2 separate regions of the Homo sapiens genome follow, and region 2 is linked to region 1. A link is an interaction called in ENCODE POLR2A ChIA-PET data of the cell type or tissue named here. Cell type or tissue: MCF 10A. All regions are shown on one strand. Each heading gives the region's core, and the rest is flanking DNA. Links, peaks and the distances in the headings are about the cores only.

Evidence for each region. ChIA-PET counts read pairs that join two places held together with the same protein. Peaks named below come from ENCODE experiments on the same cell type or tissue, not always from the same donor. Only the 100,000 strongest peaks of a DNase experiment are listed, where the experiment ranks them.
Region 2: POLR2A ChIA-PET joins it to region 1 with 6 read pairs; 5 of 35 experiments call an interaction of 5 or more read pairs at or near these places.

The regions. Positions count from the first base shown.
Region 1 is chr14:51,632,029-51,634,850 of GRCh38, forward strand. It overlaps a transcript of FRMD6 not described here. Among named protein-coding and RNA genes, the nearest start is that of FRMD6-AS1, 18 kb to the right of the region's middle. In MCF 10A, for the core only: no CTCF peak of the experiment used is centred there; a DNase peak (open chromatin) is centred at 1,473.
Region 2 is chr14:51,698,034-51,700,855 of GRCh38, forward strand. It overlaps FRMD6 (FERM domain containing 6), which reads left to right. Exons shown (of 14, transcript NM_001267046.2): 3 at 109-199. Among named protein-coding and RNA genes, the nearest start is that of FRMD6, 48 kb to the left of the region's middle. In MCF 10A, for the core only: no CTCF peak of the experiment used is centred there; no DNase peak of the experiment used is centred there.

The sequences.
Region 1 (2,822 bases), core at 243-2,742:
CCTGGTGGGAGGAAATAGAATCACAGAGGTGGTTTCCCTCACACTATTCTTGTGCTAGTGAGTTCTCAAGAGATCTGATGGTTTTATCCCCCTTTGCTTGGTTCTCATGCTTCTCCTTTCTGCCACCCTGTGAAGAAGGATGTGTTTGCTTCCCCTTCTGCCATGATTCTAAGTTTCCTGAGGCCTCCCCAGCCATGCTGAACTTTGAGTTAATTAGACCTCTTTCCTTTATAAATTACCCAGTCTTGGGAACATCCTTATAGCAGCGTGAGAATGAAGTAATACACAAGAGATATTAATTAAGGTGATCTGCTGGGGACAGAACACAACTCCATAATAAAATACGCTTAGGAAACACGAGTAAAATTTCTTTGTGGAACTCCAAAGAGTCTTTAATACAGTATATTCAATGTGCATTATGAGCCTCCAAAAGAGAGATGCTGTGTGTTGTACCACTTGAGCTGCTTGAAAAGAAAAACTTAATCTCAGAAATCTTTTTTAAAACATTTTGGGGAAAGATGGCCCAGAAAAGGCATAGTTCCTTTAGAAGGATGGTTTCCTGGCTATCTGCAGTTCTCTCCATCTCACCCCTCTCCATCTCACACCCATCCTGTCTTTCTAAGATCTCCAAAAAGAATGTGGTCTGATAAATCCATAGAGGATGGAAATATATTGAAAGAAGAATGTCCATGGCCCTTTCTTTCTACATCTGAATTGTCTTAGAGAAGCCTAGAGGGCCAGCCTGATTGAGACACTGGTTAATGGCAGTTTCAGGTAAAAGGGGAATTCTTCTTTAAAAAACAAAACTAACTTGCACAATAACTAAAGGGAAGGCATGGAACTTGTTTGGACCTGAATTCCAACAAGCCAACTGTAAGATGACATTTTGGGGACATGGAAATTTTAAATGCTAAGAAATTATTATTAAATTTGTTAGGTGTGATTATGGTATCTGGTTATATAACAAAATGGCATTTTTAAGAGGCAAACTCATGCATTTCGTGTAAAATATCAAGATGTCTAGAATTTGCTTTAAAATATCTAAAAAAATAGATGTAGCAAATAAAGCAAATGTTAATAACTGTTCAATCTAATGGGATATGTGAGGATTTTTTTTAACAAGTCTTTTTATAGTTTCAAATTTTACATGATGAAAAGTTTTTTAAATACAGATTTCTTAGCCCCAAATCTACCAAATCAAACTCTCTGGAGATTAAGCCTAGGAGTTTGTTATTATTTACCTCCTCTTTTTTTTTTTTATTTTTTAAAATCATATTATCAGGGTTTTTTTGGCTGGGTGCGGTAGCTCATGCCTGTAGTCCCAGCACTTTGGGAGGCCCAGGTGGGCAAATCTCTTGAGCCCAGGAGTTCAAGACCAGCCTGGGCAGCATGGTGAAACCCTGTCTCTACAAAAAATGCAAAAATTAGTTGGGCATGGTGACTCATGCCTGTGGTCCCAGCTCTTGAAAGGCTGAGAAACGAGGATCACCTGAGCCCAGGAGGTGGAGACTGCAGTGAGCTAAGATCATGCCACTGCACTCCAGCTTGAGCAACAGAACAAGACCCTGTCAAAAAAAAAAAAAAAAAAAAAAAGAAATAATTATATGTCATAGTTTAAGGTAACCATAAAATTGTAATAAAAAGCAGTGTTTTGTTTTAGAAACAAGATATTTTCAAGAAAAGAATACAAATAATAACTCTAATCAATTTCTAACATGTATACCCAAATATAAGTTCCTTAGAGTGGAACTGTTTGTGATTAGCATAATAAAGTTACGTACAATACTTCACATACTAAATTACTATCAAATTTCAGCAGTGACAATTTGATGTATCTTTTAAATAATGCAGCGATTAACACAGAAATTCAGTACATGCAGAATCCATGCTATTAATCCATTTCTTCGGTACTTTCAAAAATCTGAATCATATTTTTAAAATGTGATGGCAGGTTTACAGAACATGCCTGTGCATCATGCATGTAGTTCAGACAGTCTGCAAAAAGCAGATCAACGACATGATTAGCCATGTCCTAAGATACAACGTCCACAAATATGGATTTGTGAACTATCTTTTTTCTACATTGAAATGACTATATAACTACATCTTCATACACTGAAGTGTATATAATTGTTTTTTTAAGTGCTTGTCTGTTATCACCTAAAATCATGTGGCATACAATAAGTAGTACTCTTATTACACGTTGGGAGATAGTAACCTAATTTAAGACCAGCAAGAATACATCAGATTCTTTGCTAATAGGGAAGGAAGGAAAAAATTATTCCTCAAGGGAAAGAACTTTGCCATATTTGTATGACTTGTACCTAGCACAGTGTCTAAAATAGGCATGCAATACATGTCTGCGTGAATTAATGAATGAATGCTTATCCTCTCTCCGAATTATCTCTATCCCCTATTCCCAAAACCAATTATTTGTTAAGATGAAGGCTTTGATGAAAGCTCTTAGTCCATGAAAATTAAATTGCTGAGTCTGACCCCTTTGTAGGAAATGTAAAATCATGAAATTCAAGTACTCTTGGGAAATCCAAACAAATTTTCATTTACCAATGTCTATAAAAAAGGAAAAAAAAAAGATAAATTTACTAAAATACATAAATGTTAGCTTTTGACATTTTTTAAAACACTGGAAAAGGAAATAGAAAATTCCCTCTCACAAATTTGGAGGCAGCCTAGTTAGTATAACTTCGAGAATGCAGTCAGAAAGGCCAGGCTTGAACTCTGGCCCTGCCACTAGTTAGTGATATGTACCCTGGTAAAGCCACATAACTGCTTCAAGCTTCAGTTTTTTCATCTATAAAATG
Region 2 (2,822 bases), core at 19-2,518, 66 kb after region 1:
CTTGTCCTTTCAAGGAATATATTTACGATGCATTAAATTGCCTGATTGTGGCTCCCTGGGTGGACTTAGTTGAATTGTTATTTTACGTCGTGCCTTTTTCCCCTACAGGTTAAGATTCTGTGTCACCAGTTGCTGGTCCAGGTTTGTGACCTGCTCAGGCTAAAGGACTGCCACCTCTTTGGACTCAGTGTTATACAAAGTAAGTCTTAGAGCCCTCTCTGATGGATTTAGCCAACTATCCCTGAGGAAATGACATCTTATAGCTATAACTTAAATTGGGCCTATTGTTATAAAACTGTGATTGTCAAAATACCCATGGACTGATTTTCATTTTTAGTGTAGGTGTAGTATTTAATTTTTTAATCTCAATTTCTATGTATTTTTTACAATATTTAGGATTTTAGGCATTTATTTATTATAGTTTGAACTTAAAAATTGATTCCTCTTTGGGAATCTAGATTCTATGTGTTTGCTCTTCCATGTTTTAATGAAGCAAGCTTGATTTTTGTTTCCTTGCATTCAGGGAGCAGCTGGAATACTTAGGAAAGTAATTTAATTTGTTTTATAATTTTTGACATTAAACTGACTTCTCTTTTCAAGTTATCTTGCTATTAACTATATAGTATCACAAAGTAATTATTAATTTAATCTTATTTTTTATTTTTCTCTCGTACCCCTTCTCTTTTTTCCAGTCAGACTATATGACTTGGAAATATCGGGTCAGTTTCTTCTATATTCTTTGTGAGGAGAAGATTTTTAAGTAAAGGACTTCATATAAGCTTTCTTCTCTCATAACACCTTAGTTAGAGTTAAATTTCTGGGACTTCTCTAAAGCCATTTATTATAAGCTTTCTTCCTTCAAATGATATTTTTAAATTTCTCTAATTTAGTCTTCTATATATCTTTGCTCATTTTGTCAAGAAGAGTTTTTTTTGGTGCGGTGTATTTAATTCTAATTCTTGAATATGGTTTATTTTCTACTGCTGGAATTGGTTTAAATTTCAAGGCTTAAGATATCTTGGAAATCTGGTCAATACAATAATATGTTTACACCTGCCAAGTTGGAAAGGATATCAGTATAAAGTTGGTCAGCTGATAAACAAGGCCCCTTTCCCCCAAAATGTAGACTGTTTTCAGTTGCCTTTTTAGGAGAGGCTAAAGAGCATGGAGCAGGGAACACATCAGGACCTTGTGAATCAGCCATTTGCTCTTCAGTTTCTTCCTGTGGTAGTTAAAACAATAAAACACAGTTGCTAAGCTCCATCCTTGTGTTAGTGCATACTTCAGTCGTTCTTTCAGGGAAGAGTCTGAGAGCCATAAGAGGCTCTATAGATTCTAAGTAACTTTTAGTATTCCATGCTCAAAGTTAATTCTTCTTACAACAACTACTGCTAGATCCTTATTGTTCAACAAATAAGTCCAATAAAACCAGTTTATAGCTTCCTTAGGTTTCAAAATAATTTTTAAGATGTCCTTTTTAAAAAAGAGATAGTAGTATGGCGAAAGAACATTGAAACAGGAATTGGTTGACCTGGTTCTAATTCCGGTTGCACCCCTAACTAGCACTTGACTTCTCTCAATGTCAGTTTTTTCGCGTCAAATGGAAATTACTACTCCACCAGCTTTGCAGGATTAATGTGCTTTGAGAATTCTTAAGGTATAAAGCTCTGGTCAGATTGTAGGTGGCAGAGGTATAGTGGCAGTTTAAAAATATATATATGTACTATTATGGTGAACAGTCTTAATTCTATTCATTATGTTGCTTCTTTAGGTGGGAACTCAAGCCAAACACAAATCAGTTTCGACAGGAAGATTGTCTGGTCTTGTTTATTTCATGTTTAATCAGTGATATGAGAGATGGGAGATAGTGTTAGTTGACCTAATAACTGGATTTAAGTAGCATTCCTTTTTTTGTCTCTGGGATCTCTTTTCTAACCCTTTCATTAAAATTGGTTAACTTAATGTCGTTTATAACCAACGAGTAACTTTACCCTTCCTATTTTCTTCTGGCATTTTTCCAGTCAAGTCCCAGTATTCAGCTTGGAGTCAAAGTGTAGCAAAGTGTGCACATCTTTGGAGTAGTCAAAGAGACACACTTCCAGAACAGGTACATTTTTATGCAGAGCTTTCCGTGAAGATGTCTCCTTAGTGATAGTTAGAATAAAAGGAGTTTAAAAAAGACTTGAAACTTTGTACAGTATAGGAATGCCAAAGACTTCTTTTGTGAAATAGCTCTCTCTTTTAAAAGATTATCTTTGGGAAATATGAAAACGTTTGTTTTCTACCAGCTTCTTTTCACGTGTTTAGATCACTTTAACATAGGTTTTAGCGGTCTTATTTTCTGTTCACCTTATGAGCATCATCCCCTGGAAGGGATGTTTTGGCATCCATACTTGTTTTTCATAAAATGTTTCTTCTCTTTTCCATGAAATTGATCCCAAAGGCAGTGCGAGTAAGGGTTTATCATTTTGTCATGCTGTGTTTTGCTGTGTGTGGAACACGGACAAGAAATAGTCTTAAAGATTAGTCTTCACAAAATGTGGGTCAGACTTCTCACTTGGAAATGAGCTGATACCGTGTTTTCTAATTTCTTACATAGCAATTAAGATAGTGTTTCTGCCCTGCTTTATTATTTTGTACCTATAAGAGCAGGCTTCTTTGAGCTGAACAAAAGCATGTTTTCCTAAGACTAACACCCACAGTGTTAGAAGTTAGACTGTAAGTCATAATGACCCTAGAAACTAAGAAAAAGCAGAAGTTGGAATCTAAGATTTCTTCTAAATATTATATACTTTAATAGTATGTGTTCTGTATTGCAAAAG